Regions from separate parts of the Homo sapiens genome. Here region 1 is linked to region 2. A link is a loop called in an ENCODE intact Hi-C map of the cell type or tissue named here. Cell type or tissue: psoas muscle. All regions are shown on one strand. Each heading gives the region's core, and the rest is flanking DNA. Links, peaks and the distances in the headings are about the cores only. Region 1 overlaps CHCHD4 (coiled-coil-helix-coiled-coil-helix domain containing 4). Region 2 holds the start of LOC124906215 (a long non-coding RNA gene).

What was found. A loop is a pair of places that touch in the nucleus more often than their neighbours do. Peaks named below come from ENCODE experiments on the same cell type or tissue, not always from the same donor. Only the 100,000 strongest peaks of a DNase experiment are listed, where the experiment ranks them.
Region 1: a loop joins it to region 2, with 3 times the contacts of the local background. A loop is called at or near these places in 14 of 110 quality-filtered maps.

What each region holds. Positions count from the first base shown.
Region 1 is chr3:14,111,697-14,120,028 of GRCh38, reverse strand. CHCHD4 (coiled-coil-helix-coiled-coil-helix domain containing 4) reads left to right here. Exons shown (of 3, transcript NM_001098502.2): 2 at 3,505-3,603; 3 at 6,835-7,952. The coding sequence ends at 7,142. Among named protein-coding and RNA genes, the nearest start is that of CHCHD4, 9.0 kb to the left of the region's middle. In psoas muscle, for the core only: no CTCF peak of the experiment used is centred there; no DNase peak of the experiment used is centred there.
Region 2 is chr3:14,661,667-14,669,947 of GRCh38, reverse strand. CCDC174 (coiled-coil domain containing 174) reads right to left here. Exons shown (of 11, transcript NM_016474.5): 5 at 8,241-8,281; 6 at 4,825-4,920; 7 at 3,001-3,143; 8 at 2,430-2,524; 9 at 1,767-1,899; 10 at 1-14. It overlaps LOC124906215 (a long non-coding RNA gene), which reads left to right and starts at 3,886. Exons shown (of 3, transcript XR_007095827.1): 1 at 3,886-4,311. In psoas muscle, for the core only: no CTCF peak of the experiment used is centred there; no DNase peak of the experiment used is centred there.

The sequences.
Region 1 (8,332 bases), core at 139-8,138, 550 kb after region 2:
GAGCACTCGACCATCAGCTCTCCCATTTCCAAAACATTATTGACATCTCTGAGCCTGTGATTGTCTCTTTTCCTGGCCATGCTATCCTTGATGCCCTTTAAAAATTGCTGTCAAGTGGGATTCCAGCTGACAGCAGAAACTCATTTCACCTCCCCAACCACGTGAGGTAGGTAGGTGGAGCTGGTGGTAAGGCCTGGTTTCTGAGGCCCAGATGGTACCTGAGCTCATACAGTGGGAAGTGCTTAAGCCCAGATTTGAACTCCAGTTCTCAGACTCTCTGTGATATTGAAATATTGAAGCCACTGTGCACCAGAGGGTTTAAGGTAGTTTTCCACCTCCTTCAGAACATGCATATTCAACTGCTTTTAAAGCTTATCTTAGAAATAAAAACACAAGCACTTTTAAATTTTATTTCTCTAGAGAAATTGCTGACAAATGTCATGAGAACTACTAGTCTAGCTGATTGTCCCACTAGTTGGCATCTTACGACTAGTCTGACCAGTCCTTTCTTTCACAGTTAGGTCTGTTAGGAATAGGTAAGCCTTGTCCTTGCATCAGTCCTTGAATCGACTTTTAAAAGTTCCAGAAAGCAAAGGCCCTCTAGGACAGGCATACAATGGACAGTTTGTAGGGGACATACTCCAGATCTTTCAGACCAGAGTTCCTGTTCCTGTTCTGCCTTCATTTACTGCATGTCTTTTGGTCTGTTTCTCAGATCCTGTGGTCTCTGTAAAATGGAGATAAAGTAATACCCACCAGTGAACTCACAGATGTAATAAAACACATTGCATGGGACAAAAATGTGTAAAAGATACAGCTGTTACTGTTCTACTTTCGATCCAGTGTGAACTGTGCTGCAAGGGAAAATGTCCAGGAAGGCACATGTGAGGACCTGGCCCAGTGGGAGGGACCTGGAATTCTCAGTGGGATTGTGCTAGGCTGGTGTTTCCTAACCTGGCTGTGTATCACAGTCACCTGTGAAGCCCGTGAGCTACATGGACATGGCAGAGAGCTCGATTCAGCTTTTCTTGGGTGAGGCCTGGTCTCTCTATGTATGGCAAACCCCAGGAGGGCCTCATACTTTACCACGTTTGGACCCTTTGCTTTCTGTGCCTGTGACTGGGCCTCCCCGTTGGGCTGCGCTGAGCTGCCATCTCGGTAAACAAAACTGCCAGAGCTGAGTTGCGAAATTTGCATCAGCTCATTCTGCTTAGCGTTCAACATTTTTACAGATTGCTTTTGAGTATTTTGGAAACTGGCCAGAATAGTAGAATCAAGGTTACTAGGTACTTTAACAAGTCCTGGCTGCCTGGTCCAAAAGCTTTCCCCAGTCAGCCACAGGGGAAAAGCAGCCTTCTGTTGGATGACATGCAAGGTATTGAGGCAGAGGCCAGCTCTGGGAGCAAAAGCCTCCAGTGGGTTGGGGGTCCTGGCCCCGTGTGCTGAGGGTTTTTTGTTGTTACTCTGTTCTAGTGTAAGAGACCCTGTGCAGTGTGGGCATGGCGTAAGGCACCAAAGTGCCCTCCCTCTGTCCCCTGAACTGTCCTTCTCACTGGAGATGTCGCTCGGTTTTTGTTGTCACTGCCCCCTTCCTTCCAGAAGCCTCTTCCTTAATTACTTCAGCCCAAGCATGGGCCCAAACCTTTTTCCTTGCTTTCCCCTCAGCATAGCTGTGACTGAACTTTTCTAAATATAAACAAAAAGTATAAAGTGATCAGAGATGCCCGCAGCTTTCACAGGGCCACGTTTCTGCAGGTCCGGCCTCTGCGCCCACAGTGGCCACTCACTCAGAGCCATGCACTGTGGCTCTCTGCCAGGCACTTTTGGCCATACCTGAAGAAGTCTTCTTAAATGCTTGGCACCTCCTATCCCCTTCCAGATGAGGGTCCCAGTACCCCAGATCTTCTAGGATCAGAATGCATGGTCAGTTGGTCTGTAGAATTTGTCATTCACCTTCACCAGGAAAGTACAAGAAAGATCTTGTTTGTTTACTTGGCAAACATTTCACTTGGTTCTAAGCTTTTTGGGGCCGAGGTTGGGTCAGAATTTATTGTATTTATTCATTGCCCAAGGTGCACAAGCTCTCAGGCAGTGCCCAGTCATGCTAAGTGCTCAGTGTCAGCTGTCGATTATTCTTGTGCAAATGTTGGTGCGGGGCAGTATGGGTGTGTAGAAAGGATCTCCAACAGTGTAGACTTCAGAGCATCCTGTCCTGTGTGGCCCAGCAAGTTACTACTCACAGCCTCAGGCTCACCACCATTAAAAGGGGATGCTGCTACCTCCCTCTCAGGGTGGCGATAGGATGGAGGAATGAGCTCACACGGAGGACCAAAAGATGGACTGGCTCTGTCTGTTCTCTGGGGACAGCTGGAGAAACTGATGACCCACCGTGCAGTGTGGGGTACTGAGGACAAGGTGCTCCTTGCCCACAATGGGAATATCTGACACATACCTGTGGTGTGGTTAGCTGATGGCCAAAGTTTTTAGGGAGGTGAGGTAAAGTGTTGACAGCTACAAGGTGTAGCAGAGAGGGCTGTAAGGACCTCCCTTCTGCTTAACTCAGCCTTGGTTTTCTGTTGTACTCCATGGGGGCTGAGGGTGATAATACTTCATAGGGGGTCACTCTAAGGCAGTGAATGCACCCACCCTGGTTTGGCCAGGACTGATGTGCTTTTCTGTGCTCACCCAGCCTCCAGTGAGGAGAAGCTCCTAATATAAAATGCATTTGACTCTCACTGGTCTGTTTTCCTGGAGCCCTCAGACCTTCCGGCAGCCAGGCCCCAGGGTGAGGGCTCTGGTTGTGAACAAGGTGCTCTGCACTTTAGGCCTGCTGGCTTTCCCATGCTGGTCCTCACAGGACCACAGTCCTGACCCTAACCACTGTTGGGTTTGTCCTAAAAAAATAAACTGCAGATGGTCACAGTTAAAAAGATCTGAGAAGTGCTCCTCCCACTGCCCCCCTCCAGTTATTATACTTGTTGGGAAATGGTCCCCCGGCCTCTTGGACTGTGGGGAGTGGAACGGCTGCAGTGTTCCTCACCTTATGACCCTTCCTTCTTCCGGCCACGATTAGGAGCCCAGAGGCCTAGTGGGGGTGCTGGCTGTGGTCCCTCTCAGACCACCTGTGTCCTCAGCCTTTCAGAGGCAGGGGCCTGTGGCCGCATCAGCTATGTGGGCTGCAGTGATCTGTAGGCTGAGGACCCACATCACTGCACACTCACTTTGCCAATGTGCTCAGTCTTCCTTCAACTTTTATGCATTCTGAACCCTGTGGGTCAACCCCAGGACACTCTTTTTCTTCAGTGCTTCTTTTCCTGCCCTGCCCCTTATCCATCCGCTTTTGTTTGCTACCCCTAGCATATGAGAGCAGTTTGATAGTCACCTCACATAGGGATGGCATATGGGAGAGTCTTCAAACTTGGTTTGTGTGGCGGCTGCTTTGGGTTTAAAGCTGATTCACTGCTCTTGAATGAAATATTTCTTCCTCTGTTCTCCAAACACTAGGGAAGGATCGAATCATATTTGTAACCAAAGAAGATCATGAAACTCCAAGCAGTGCAGAATTGGTGGCTGATGACCCCAACGATCCATACGAGGAGCATGGTGAGTGACATGTGGCCTCCCAGGGACCCACACCAGGGCACTGGGGAGAAGCTCAGTGTTCTTAATTCCTTTCCCATGTTTTCCTAGCCAAGGCCAAGTTTTCAGGTATCTATTCTCAGCCATAGACCATCTCTGAGGGCAGTGGTTTATCTTCCTCAGAGGTTTGAGGGACTGTGCTTTCCAGCCTTGTTCTGATGTACTTCCCTGGCACAACAGCTAAGTTTTGGGAGAGGGTATTAGTAGATTCCAGCAGTTATAGGTAGGTTAAGGTGACAGGGCTTTTGCTCAGACAAGTTGCCAGACTGAATTCTGCCACATCTACCAACTTTATTAGCAAGTAGACAGTCATTCACCTTGTTCTGTAAGGTTGGTGAAGTCCCTGCTGTCTCTAACTGCTCCAGCAAGCACCTTACATGAAAAGGTCACTTGCCACAGACAGCTTTCTAGCAGCAGGAGTCAGCTAACCTAGTCAGAGCTGTTGCTCACTCCTTGGTTAATGGCTGAATATAACAGTGGTCGCTTAGGCCTAGGACATTGTTCCAAAGGATTTGGGCTGCTAAACTCACTAGATACTTACTACTGCAGACCGTGTGAGGTGGATGTGTGTGTGCAGTGTCCATGAACAATCTACGTATTGTACAGTAGTCACTTCACCAATCAAAAACCACTTCTGATGTCCATGATGACAACTAATCTTCTAGTGCTAACTGGTAATTGAAGAGCTTGAAGCAGCCGCCTCGAGAATATGGGCTCCTGATTGGAATTTCTCAAATGCTAACTGATGTGTGTATATTCCTTGTAGGACCCTTCACTTGTTGCCCTGACTGCTCCTAGGGGTTAAAGCATAAAATACATATCCAGCACCCAGTGGGAGCAGTGGGAAATGCAGACGTTATACAAAGTGTTAGCATTCTGAGAAAGACAGCTGCAAGGGTAATCTTGATCAGGGCTTACATGTCAATTCTAGTACCTTGCTTATCTTTAGATCCATATTAAGCACATTTCATTAATTGATCAAGACTGTGGAGGCCTGCAGGACAAATCGGGCCTTGTTTTGTTTGCCTCACAGTGTTATTAAAAGCAGTACGTATCTGCCTTTAGACTGGTCTGCCCCCTCCAGATCCCACCATTCTTTCCTGTCCCTGTTGTTTTTTTTTACCTGCTTCTGTCACTTGCAATGTATCTGCTTGGATAGTAGGTATACCATATGATGCATTTGGCTTTACAGCCCCTTATAGTGAATACTTTGTAAAAAGAAGCCTATAAAACGCAAAGAACTCTGGGACCCAAGTTTCAAGCTCTTAAACTGCAAAATTAGTAAGTGGACCAAGTAAGCCACCATTTTATGCCATCTACCTGCCTTCCAGCATCCAGCTCTGCAGCTGAGATGGTGCTTGGAATAGCTAAGAGTACCAAGAAAAAAGGTGGCAGAATTAATTTTCCTAGAATCAAAACATCAAGAGGGCCTTAAAGATCATCTGATCCAATGAGAAAACTGGGGGCCTGGGCGGGGGCGGAGACTGACTCAGCCAGAGACTGGAACTTCAGGCCTTAGACTGCATGTTTGACAACACACTGCATCTGAGCTTTATGTAACATGCCAAAGGTACCCTCTGTGTGGATTTATATTGTGTCCCTGAAATGCAAATTGGCACCATGTGCTTTGTGAGGAGGTATCTCATTCCAGCTTACCTGCCCCTAAGAAACAATGAAACAAGGACTCCTGGAGACCTAGGTTATACATTTTTTGTTATGATTTTTTTTAATCAACCACCTGGTCAATTTGTACTGGGTTGTAATTTTTAAATGTCAGTATTACCTCTTTTGGAAACTGGTTGTGCAGGTTTGTGAGCAGATTTGAAGCTCCAGGGGGCAGCATTTGCAAATGTTTCTCCAGCACTGAGGTCCATTTCAAGAAGTGGTGAGATGTAGGGGAAGGGGCATGGACTCTGGGAATCCTGTCAGCCCAGTCTGCAGTCCTCACTTGGACCATGAACCCCAGAGACTGCATGAGTAAACTGGGGTTAGTAGCACCCACTGCAGAAGGTTGTCAGAAGGCTTATGTGAGTTACCAAACGTAGCTTAATGCAGGAGAACTTGATCTGCAACTGCTGATGGTCCTGGGGGTCTGCGCCTGCTAAGGGGGCAGCACTAGTTGGCATCGTCCTTGCTGTCCCCATTTTACAAGTAAGGAACAGGAATAGCTACAGCAGATCCATTGATCAGTGGAGCTTCCCAAGCTGGAATTGAAGGCAGGCGGGGTTTCGCCTAGGACTTTGGACGTTAGTGCAGAGTGCCAGGCTTGGGTACTGCCCTGGAGTGAAGAATCATGTGTAATTTCACAGGACCTTTTAGAGGCTCTCTTAGAAAGTACTTTCAGTCTCTTAATAAGAATCATGTAAGAAACTTCTGTATGAATCATGTCTTCACAAAGCTGAAAATGAAGCCATCGTTTTGAGAGCATTTTGGAAAACCAAGAAATACTATTTAGATGTGAATAAAGTTCAATGATAAGAAAAGGTATAAAAGTCAAAAGTAAGAAGCCTATTAATATAGTGAAAATGAAAACCCATCTATAACCTTGCTTCCTGCCCAACACATATGTGCAGTTTAACAGGTTTGGTTGATTTTTACAAGAATGCACTCGCACTAATGGTATGCCACCAGCTTCTCATTGTGCAGCATGTCTTGGACATCTTTCTTCGTCAGTACATAAGGAGCAACCTCCTCCTTTTCACCAGTCCCCAGGCTATGCTGAGCTTCTGAGAGCAGCTGCAGGGCAAGAGGGGCTCAGGGGGGCAGGGAGCATGGGGGTGGGGTGGTCCTGATCATCCATATGGGGAGGGGGATTGGAAAGAGGAGATCAATACCTCAGTTCCTTAAAGTGTTTGGGCTTTCAAAAAGCTCCTCACTAACCATCCAAGTGATCTCCTCTTCTTTGGGCTAAATGGGTCCCGGTATTTAATTCTTGGAGCACAGCCTCAGAGCACTGAGAGGTGGCTTAGAATAAATTAGTGTCACACGTGGAGAAATATGTCATTGGTGGCTTCTCTCCCAGGTGGGCCAAGGAATGCTGGATATGTGCTAGGCTTTAAACCTAATCCAAATCGAGGTGTGGGTCCATAGGCAACAATAGTTCCTGTTCTGCACCCCCTCAGTAGCCTGTGAGGACTGGACTAGTTTTGTATTTTCTGAAACTTTAGAGAACATCTCTCTATCTTCCTGTTCTAGGATTGATACTGCCAAATGGAAACATTAACTGGAACTGCCCATGCCTTGGGGGAATGGCCAGCGGTCCCTGTGGAGAACAGTTTAAGTCAGCCTTTTCCTGCTTCCACTATAGCACGGAGGAGATCAAGGGGTCAGACTGTGTAGACCAGTTCCGGGCCATGCAGGAATGCATGCAGAAATACCCAGACCTCTATCCCCAAGAGGATGAGGATGAGGAAGAGGAAAGAGAGAAGAAGCCAGCAGAACAAGCAGAAGAAACAGCTCCCATTGAGGCCACTGCAACCAAAGAAGAGGAGGGATCAAGTTAATGAAGGCCACAAGGCACTGGGCACCAGTCCTTTTGGAGTGGACCTTTTGCAAAAGGCCTTGTCATCACCTTCCAAGAAAGTTTCCTTCTGTTGTCCTGTGCATTATAATATACAAAATAACTTATTTTGATGATCAGAGGTCTTGAGGTCTTGACATCTTGACATATACACTGAAAAAAATGGGGGTTGTATGTATGTGTGTCCTACCCAAACCTGTGGCCGCCACTTTTGAATTCTCAGATTGCCCTGAATTTTGCCACTTTTAAATAATGTGCTGAATAAGCTCAGCAACTAAAAACCATTACCCAAGAACGTTTCTTGTGAGTGAGCTGATTTATTCTGATTCATTATATTCCTTTTGGTAGATTTTATACCCCTTGGGGAAATAATACAACAAAAACATCTCTTAAAAATGCTGGGATGGGGCCATATCTACTAGCAGAGGCCAGATGGTCAGATATGATTTCTGCAAACCCATCTTGACCTTGAGTATGTGAAGGGGTACTGTACTTTATTCCTGATACATTTTGGTTTCCATGTAGGTGTTGAGCTCCTGGTTTTCTGTGTTTGGATGATGAAGATTTGGACCCTTCCATTCATAATCCCTTTCTAAGTGAAGGGAGAGGCTGGCTTGGCTGTTCCTTGTTATTCCGAAAGCCCTGGTTTGGGGCCCATGTTCACACTGGCTCTCAGTCTAGTCAGGTGCAATGTTCTTGAGAGGTGGGGACCTAATTATTACCAGAGTAGCAGCAAGAGAGGAAACGTTGTGAATTAAGTATTCAATTAAAAGGAAACATGATTTCTACCTGATTTTGAATGTGTCCTTTGTTTTCACTAGTTAAAAATGTTTTCTATATAAAAAAGTATAAATTATGAACAATTCAATTGAAATTCCTCTTGAAAGATATTGGTAAACCAATTTGAGTCCGTTAAAATTTTCTGTGTTGAGTTCAAAGGAAGCTTACTTATTTTATATGTGAGCAGATGCCTTCACACAGACATTACAGTTAGTCTATGAGGTGGGGAAGGCTCTTCCTGTTTGAAAATAGATTAACTTGCCTAAGGTAACTGCTAGACAGTTTTCAGGCTGTGGCATAGTAATGCCTCATTTGTCTCAAATGTGTTAAGTTATTTATGTAAAAAATTGCCTTAAAACTTAATAGCTTGAAACGAGGAATCTGGGCATGGCT
Region 2 (8,281 bases), core at 282-8,281:
AATAACATCTCCATCTATTTTTTGTAAAAGAATAAGACACTGTTATAAAAAAGCCTAAAGCTATTTTTAAAAATACAGAACATGCTAATCCTGAAAGTAAAAGTAACCATCAGTATTTATGAAGTACCTAACATGTCCCAGGCAGTGGATTAAGTCTTTTGTATACAACAGGTCATTTAATTCTTGTAACAATCCTAATAAATTCAATACTTCCATATTATCCCCATTTTATAGAGGGGGAAAATTAAGCTCAGAAATGGTACACAGGTAGAAAGTGATACGGGCTGGAGTCCTGGGCTGGGCTGGATGGATTTTAGTCTCTGTGCCCCTCACTATGCCACTCTGCTTCTCCAAACTGGCAATTGCAGGACCAGAAATCCCCAAATCACTCAACTAACATCACAATCTCAGGCGAAGCAAGCAGAGCCAAGGGGATGAACAGCTGGGGTCTGGTGTAGGCTGTTCAATTTTGGTCACATTTTTAAAATGTAAAAGAAAAATGGATTTTTAAAAAACACTGTGGTGGCGCTTCACATTTTCTGGACATGACAGATGTTCAGGAGATGGAGCAAAATTTGAGAAACAATCTGCACAGCTTAACATGTTATAGAGCGAGCATTTATCTGAAACTAAACAGATGGTTTTCAAATTCCTAAATGTTTCTGGTCTGTTTTGTTCAGACATTAGGAAATGGCCCATGGCTTCACATAAGCTTTGTGAGAGCTGGAGAGCTATACGTCCCTTCATACCCACACTCCTCCTTTTCCTTTGGGTAACAGAATGCCCCCCGGTTGCAGCTGAGCATGTGGCCACCTTGCTGGAGAGGCCATTTCCCAGCTTCTCCTACAGTGAGGTGTGGCCCACAGGACTGAGCTCTGGCCAGCAGGATGTAAATGCATAGGCTGTATGTAACTTCCCACTCACATCTCTAAAAAGGAAGGTGGCTCCCCTTCCCAGTCTCCCTGCCTACCCCTAGGCTGGATCATGAACAGGTGAGCAGGGGAGCAAGCTTTGACTATGCAGAAGAGAAAAATACTCTAGGAAATGGCAGAAACAGCAAGCCTGGAGGAAGCCTGGGACTAGATGACCATCTAGGGCAGAGCTACTCACATGCCCTGGATACCCACTCACCCACCTACCTCCAAGTTGTTAAGTAGAGAAACAGATCTCTATTTTGTTTGAGCCATTCTATGTAGGAGTCTCTAGATTGATGGCAATTTAGCCTGTACTACCACAACTCATGCAATAAGCTAGTCTGACATAGCATTTAACAGTGTTTCCAAGGGGAACCGTGCTCCAAGTTCCACATCACCAACTTCTGGAGCACAGTTCTTTGGTAAGCTTTGGCAAGCTGTCGATATTCATATTTCTAAATTCTTTTACTATGTAACTTTATGAATATAAATTTCTTTAAATATATATATAAAATAACCAATAGCAAAAAATTTAAGTCTAAAACATATATATGCAAAGCTAAACTTTATCTTAAAATATCTCTTTACTAAGTCTCAATTACAAGACTATGCCATTCTAAGATGCAACACAATGTATTGTTGCTTCATATCCTCATCTATAGCCTAAAAATATTGAATGTCATTCTGCATCACTTTGGTTATAAAAATTGCTCCTGCCAGTACCTCAAAGGTATACTGTTTGCTTAAATATAAAACTAAATGGCTAATTTTCACATTGCCAGCCCTATTAGCAAGACATCAATGGAAATAAAATTTTCCCTTTTGAAGTTCAGCAACATAGCCATGATATACCTCTATTTTCTTCTTCTGTTCCACCTTCTTTTGATTTTTTCATCTTTTTTTGTCGAAGTTTGGCAAGTCTTGCCTCTAAGATAGCCTTTCGCTTTTCCTTTATGTTTTCTCGTTTTGTTCTCTGATCTGTTGTCTGAACAGAAAATCAGAAAATTATTTGCTTGAAGCCAAATTTGCAATATTCCTGTCCAAAAAGATGAAATTTTCTTCTAAAAATAGACTAGTTAATTGATCTTCAGGCCACCTCTAAGAAGCTGTCCTTGAGATCCTCACAATGAAGCCCTATGAAGTACTCTCCTATGAACCCTCTGATGTCTTACAAAGTTTCATAAGAGTTCACAGAGCATCTTGCAAGCCTTAACACTCAAGAAAACCAACCCATTCCGTCCTACACCTTAATCCTTTAAGTAACTTTCTATTTTCCCATCCAAGCCACCCCAAAAGTACCACATTTGGGACCAGATTTAAAACATCAAAGTTACACAGGTTACTTGTGAGCAGTTATAAAATTTGAAACACAAAAATAGTATGGCAACTACCTTTATGCAATTCTGAATATCAATTTTAATTTCTAACTAATTTACTAGATTTTTCTGCAGTATGGTCCAGCAAGAAACCAAGCGCTCACATCTTTCCTCACAGTCACTTGGGATTTATCTGTACCTGTTCACGCAGCATCTCTAAGGTTTTCATCTGCTTGTTTCTCAACTCTTTGTCTCGGGCAAAGGCAAAATACCCAACACCAAGTTGCCGGGCCTCTGAAAGAAGTATGAATTACCCAAAAGATCAGACTGTCCTGATCATTCAACTACACTCAAGCCACATTTCCTACCAAAGCAAAAAGAAACACAGTGATATTTGGCACAAGTTTTAAAAAGAAAAAGAAAACAGCTAAGCGAAGAAACAAAAAACCAAAGAAACACAAAAGTTAGACCAAGTTTTCGTCCTGTTTGCCAAGGGAAGCATAACAAGGGTTCGTTTGCTTTCAGCCATGGGCTGTCTCCACTTCTCTCAGGGAACAATCCCTTGGATTACCAGACCCTCTGTCAGGAAGATATTCCCAAATGTGAGTATTTTAAGGCTATGAAGTGAACAAAGGAGATATTTTCTATTTCCAAAGCAGGATCTTTAATTTCCATGTAAAAGCTATTGCTTTATGAATACTTCCCTTTATGTTTGCCATCAGTTTAAGGTTAAAAATAAGATTTGCAAAGCTGCAAGAAAATAGTCATACCATTTTCCCGAATGTCTTCATAATGTACGGGCCCCATGGGCCTCTTCAGGGCCTCTCTTTCTTCTTCCTCCCATTGCTGGCGCTGAAGTTCTTTTCTCATATCTTCAGATAATAGGGTTTTTTCATTAGCAGGACTAATAAAACTAGCAGGAAAACAGAGCAAAAACTATCTTCAGATAAGGATTGAGATATCAGTGTTTAAGTACAGTCAGTTGCATCATGCATAAGTAACACTATTTGATAAAGAAAACAGGGAACTACAGAGGCTTCTGACCCACAAGACTGCTGGAAAATCAATAAAACAGCCTTCGCCTTTTTTTTTTTTGGAGACTAGTCTTGCTCTGTCGCCCAGGCTGGAGTGCAGTGGCACGATCTCGGCTCACTGCAACCTCGGCTTCCCAGGTTAAAGAGATTCTCCTGCCTCAGCCTCCCGAGTAGCTGGGATTACAGGCACCCACCACCACATCTGGCTAATTTTTGTATTTTTAGTAGAGACAGGGTTTCACCATGTTGGCTAGGCTGGTTTTGAACTCCTGATCTCAGGAGATCCGCCTGCCTTGGCCTCCCAAAGTGCTGGGATTACAGGCATGAGCCACTGCGCCCGGCCAGCCTTCACCCTTCTTACTCAAGCACCAGACTTGTTACCTTAGCCTGACGGAATCTTGCCTGAGCACTCAAGACAAAAAACTTTCCTTCCACCCAGGTCCTGGGCTGACCAGATGGGAGGTGGCCCAGGCAGGGAGGAGGAACTCTGGGTCTCCTCCTGTGGATGGTCTCTCATCTGGGGACATGAAAACTGCTTAGCACTGTGGCCTGAGTGGTGTCTCCTGTCCTTGCAGATGGCTGGGCCCTGAGAGGCTCAAAGGTTTCCATTCTCCCTTTCTTTCTTTTTTTTTTTTTTTTTTTTTTTGAGACGGAGTCTCGCTCTGTAGCCCAGACTGGAGTGCAGTGGCGTCATCTTGGCTCACTGCAGGCTCTGCCTCCTGGGTTCACGCCATTCTCCTGCCTCAGCCTCCTGAGTAGCTGGGACTACAGGCGGCCGCAACCACACCTGGCTAATTTTTTTTTTTTTTGTATTTTCAGTAGAGACGGGGTTTTACTGTGCTAGCCAGGATGATCTCGAACTCCTAACCTTGTGATCCGCCCGCCTCGGCCTCCCAAAGTGCTGGGATTACAGGCGTGAGCCACCGCGCCCAGCCTCCATTCTCCCTTTCTTATGCCAAGCCAAAGGCTATGTGCTGGATGCCTGAACCTGCAGGACTTGGACAAGGTGGAGTTTCTCCCAACACTTTTCACATAAAAGTTCCTATGGTAAGAGGAATTTATTCCCCTGGATGTTTCAGAGTTATCTCTTAGGTCTTACGTTTTAGAGTTATGTCTTAGGTCTTAGGCCCTGCTGAAAAATCTAGTTATAAGGCCCTTACTTCAAAAATGCAATGATACATAAAGAAAAAGTGAGTAAGTTCTCTCCCTAGAGCCACTTGTTTGTGGGATAATCAAGTGTATATTCTCAAACCACTTGTCTCCACAAAGCCTGGTTTGCTGGTTTCGTTTGGGTTTATTCTGTTACTCTGTTGTCAGACATCCTTCCAAGTAAAAGAGACAGCTCTACTCATCCACCAGTCAGGTTGTTCCCCAAGTGTGGATTATGTGTGTATGTGCATGCTAACCACTAAAAAGTGCTTCAATCAATCAATCAATCAATCAATATCTCCTTACTGGAGCAACAGAGATCATTAATTATAAAACAGCCTCCCCTCACAAAACAATCCCTGTGGCTGCATTTCAGACCTTGGCAGAGCTCTGTATACCACACACACTTACAGTCTCCCCTGAAGATTTTTATCCATCTCCAGCAGATCTGGCAAATCCTTTCTCATACAGCGCCGGGAACGCCCCAAAGAGTCCACGTAATCCACCCTGAAATGAAAGCAAAAAGATGTGAAGAAGGACTTGTACACATGTACAAGCCCCTAAGTCAGGGAGTAGGTGAACAGTGAAGGGGGAAGATAGGCCTCACTACCAAGAAGAGCCCCCAACCTCAGAGACCACTACCACTGATAGGAATATGCTTTTTAAAGCTGACACACAATAAGCTCATTGTGCCCCTTATTAAATATTAGTTTTAGAAACTGTTAACAATAATTTTGATCATTTATGCCTTTGATCTCACAGATAAATCACCCACACGGAATTTTGCTGCAGCATCTACGAACTTACTTTAACCTAGTTGAGACAATTCCAGACATTTTATCAGTATCTTAATAACTTTGCCTTGTGCCTGAGATTCTCAACTTGCTCATTTCCTCACAGTCTTCAAGTCTGACTTTTTATTCTTTCTCTTATTTCCTCTAATTGGTATAATTCTACCCAATGTATTAGCAAACTCTTAATGTAAGAAATGCACAGTATTTTTCAGAGTTGGACTCTTCTTAATTAGGAGGAAGCCAAACACCATACCTCTCTCCTCATCTTTGCTCAAACTAGACAGTGGTCAGACAGCTAAGCCAGGCAGATAGCAAGGCAAAGTGAAATATTCTGACTTCCTACAATGGAAAATACGGACAGATGTTCATGAAAAACATCTCATTTGTATTATGACGCAACAGATATTTTACTTTTTAAATTATGGGCAGAGAACCTCCTAGAGCCTTTAGCAGGGTACCGAATACACAGTAAGGTCCAATAAGTACTAGCTGGCAGACCAATTCAAGGTCAGATTTGGCAGGTATGTGGCTTTGCTTTTGTTAGCAATTTTTTTTCCTCTCAAGCAATGCTGATTTCAATTGTTAGTTGTGATTTAAAAACTGAGTGTTTACTCTAGTACTGAAGCTGATTATCACAAGAAATAAAACCTCCAACTGCAGCAAGCAGTTTCTTTCTTCCTTTTTTTCCCCCCAAATGGATGGGGGAAGAAAACCATCTAGCCAGATGGTCTGTGTAATTATTTACAGTATCTTTACGGAAAGATTTTCTACCACCTGGAATTTAACTATCAAAAGGATTTTACAAGCAATTACAATTCTGGAGCTTAATTTAAAAACAAAAAAATGTGTCAGAACTGCTTGCAGAGCGTCTTCCTTCACCATATGGTGGCATGTGACACCTTCAATTGCCCTCCAAACTCTTCAAATCACTAGCAAATTGCTTGTAATCACACAGGCATTAATAAGCAAAAATTTTTAAAAAGACATTAGACCTTTCAAAGGAGATGAGATTTCTGCTATGAAAAGCAATCATAGACCATTCTGTTTCTGGAGAAGGCCTCCAAAACATACAGATCTCATTAAATAGAAGAGGCAAGACAGTAGTCAGCCACGGCTCCATCTAATCAGCAATCACCCACTGAGCAACCCCTGCAGGCAAACAAAGCTTTCCCCAGGCAAGGAGAGTAATACAAGAGGGCTAACAGCCATGCCATCTTCCAAGGGTCTAGGGAAGTTAAGGCACACACCCATGAAACGCTTATTAACAACACTGGGTACGTAAAGACTACCAAAAGTTTGCTAAAATCTTTTTCTGATAATGAGGCCTAGTATGTGTCAGTAATAAATAAAAGGTAATACCCGAAGAGCAGGAAGTATATTAAGTGCTACCTGACTTCAGATGAGGGAGCAATCACTTAGACATTAGAAATGATAGGCCAGGCGTGGTGGCTCACGCCTGTAATACCAGCACTTTGGGAGGCCCAGGCAGGAGGATTGCTCAAGCCCAGGAGTTCAAGAAGAGCCTAGGCAACATAGTGAGACCTTGTTTCTACAAAAAAAATTAAAAACTGAGGCAGGAGGATTGCTTCAGCCCAGGAGGTCGAGGCTGTGATGAGCCATGATCATGCCACTGCACTCCCACCTGGGTGACGGAGTGTGGAGACCCTGCCTCAAAAACAAATAAATAAAAAAGAAAGAAAGAAATGATGAAGAAAGACACCAAAAGAAGAGACTGCATGTTCTTCTCTTTTGGTTTCTTATAGCTTGCAGGCTGACACCTGTTCCAAATGGTATCAAACTATTTAGATCTAAGTTTTTAAGACAGTAGGTAAAAAGATACCTGTTTTATCCCAATGAGAATGTTATTTCTAAACCAACATGGACACCCTCAGTAGAATGAAGATGCAGTTTCTCTGCCATCCACAGTAGCTGGGACTGCTCTCTTCAGCTCATCAATGACTGCCCACAAGGCCAAAGGCTGACAAAAGATGAACGCCTGCTACAAAGAGTCCTGAGCAGTTCCTAACAAATGCCCACCACAAGGAGGACATTTGAGCCTTGAAAGGAGGATAAGAAGAATCCCAAAGGCAAGAGGATGGGTTCCCAGGAAATTGTCAGAGCATCAGTACAGCTCTCAGCAATTTCAAGCACTGCTGAACAGTTTCCAAACAATAATATCTTAGGTAGAAAAAAATCATTGTAACAGAATTCCCATTCTGGTCTCTCTACTTATTGATACAAAGTCTCTTTAAGGAAAAGACGAGTTTGGTTCTTCTATCATTCATCTACATATAGGCAAAATTCAGGAAAATGACAATAATAAAAGTTTACAAAATGCCTGCTTATACTCCACAGGCTGCACTTTCTTGTGTAGCCTGGAACACTTACTTCTTGAAGGGGGGCGGGGGGGTGTTAAAGCAAAGGGCCATGGGAATGAGGCATTATAATCTCTATTTTATAATGGAAGATCCTGAGCCTCAAAGACTAAGGAACCTGATTAAGATCATACAGCCAGTAAAAGGTGCAGATGGAACCATCCAAGGCCCACGAGTCCACACCACAGTGCCAAACAATGTCACAGGCGGAGTAAAACACACTGTGCCACCTCTGCCGGCTTCCTTCTCCTAGATGACAGCTCTCCACCATGTCAGAACAAGAACACGGGTAAGGCAGCAGCACAGGTACAAAAGGAAGGCGCTCTGCCCTCACTGTTTCATGTTAGTGAGCCAGGCAAGCCAAGTCTGCCAGGCACTGGGTTTCCTTCGGCCTGGCACAGAGCTGGGCACACAGCAGAAGCCCAGTCAGTATTTGTAATTATATGTAATTATTGTAATTATTGTAATTATGTCTTCATTTGAGCTACTGTTTTTACAACTATAATAACCTAATCCAACCTAACTTAAAGGGAAGTCTCAAAAGAACACCCAGGAAGAATAAAGAGAAATGGCTCGATAACAACCCAACAAAATCACTCCCAAAATGTCAGCGCAAGTCTGAGGATGTTCCTCTGAGCTAATCCATGATGTTACCAACCATTCTTCACTGGGGTCTTGGGGAGGAGGGATCTCTCCCTC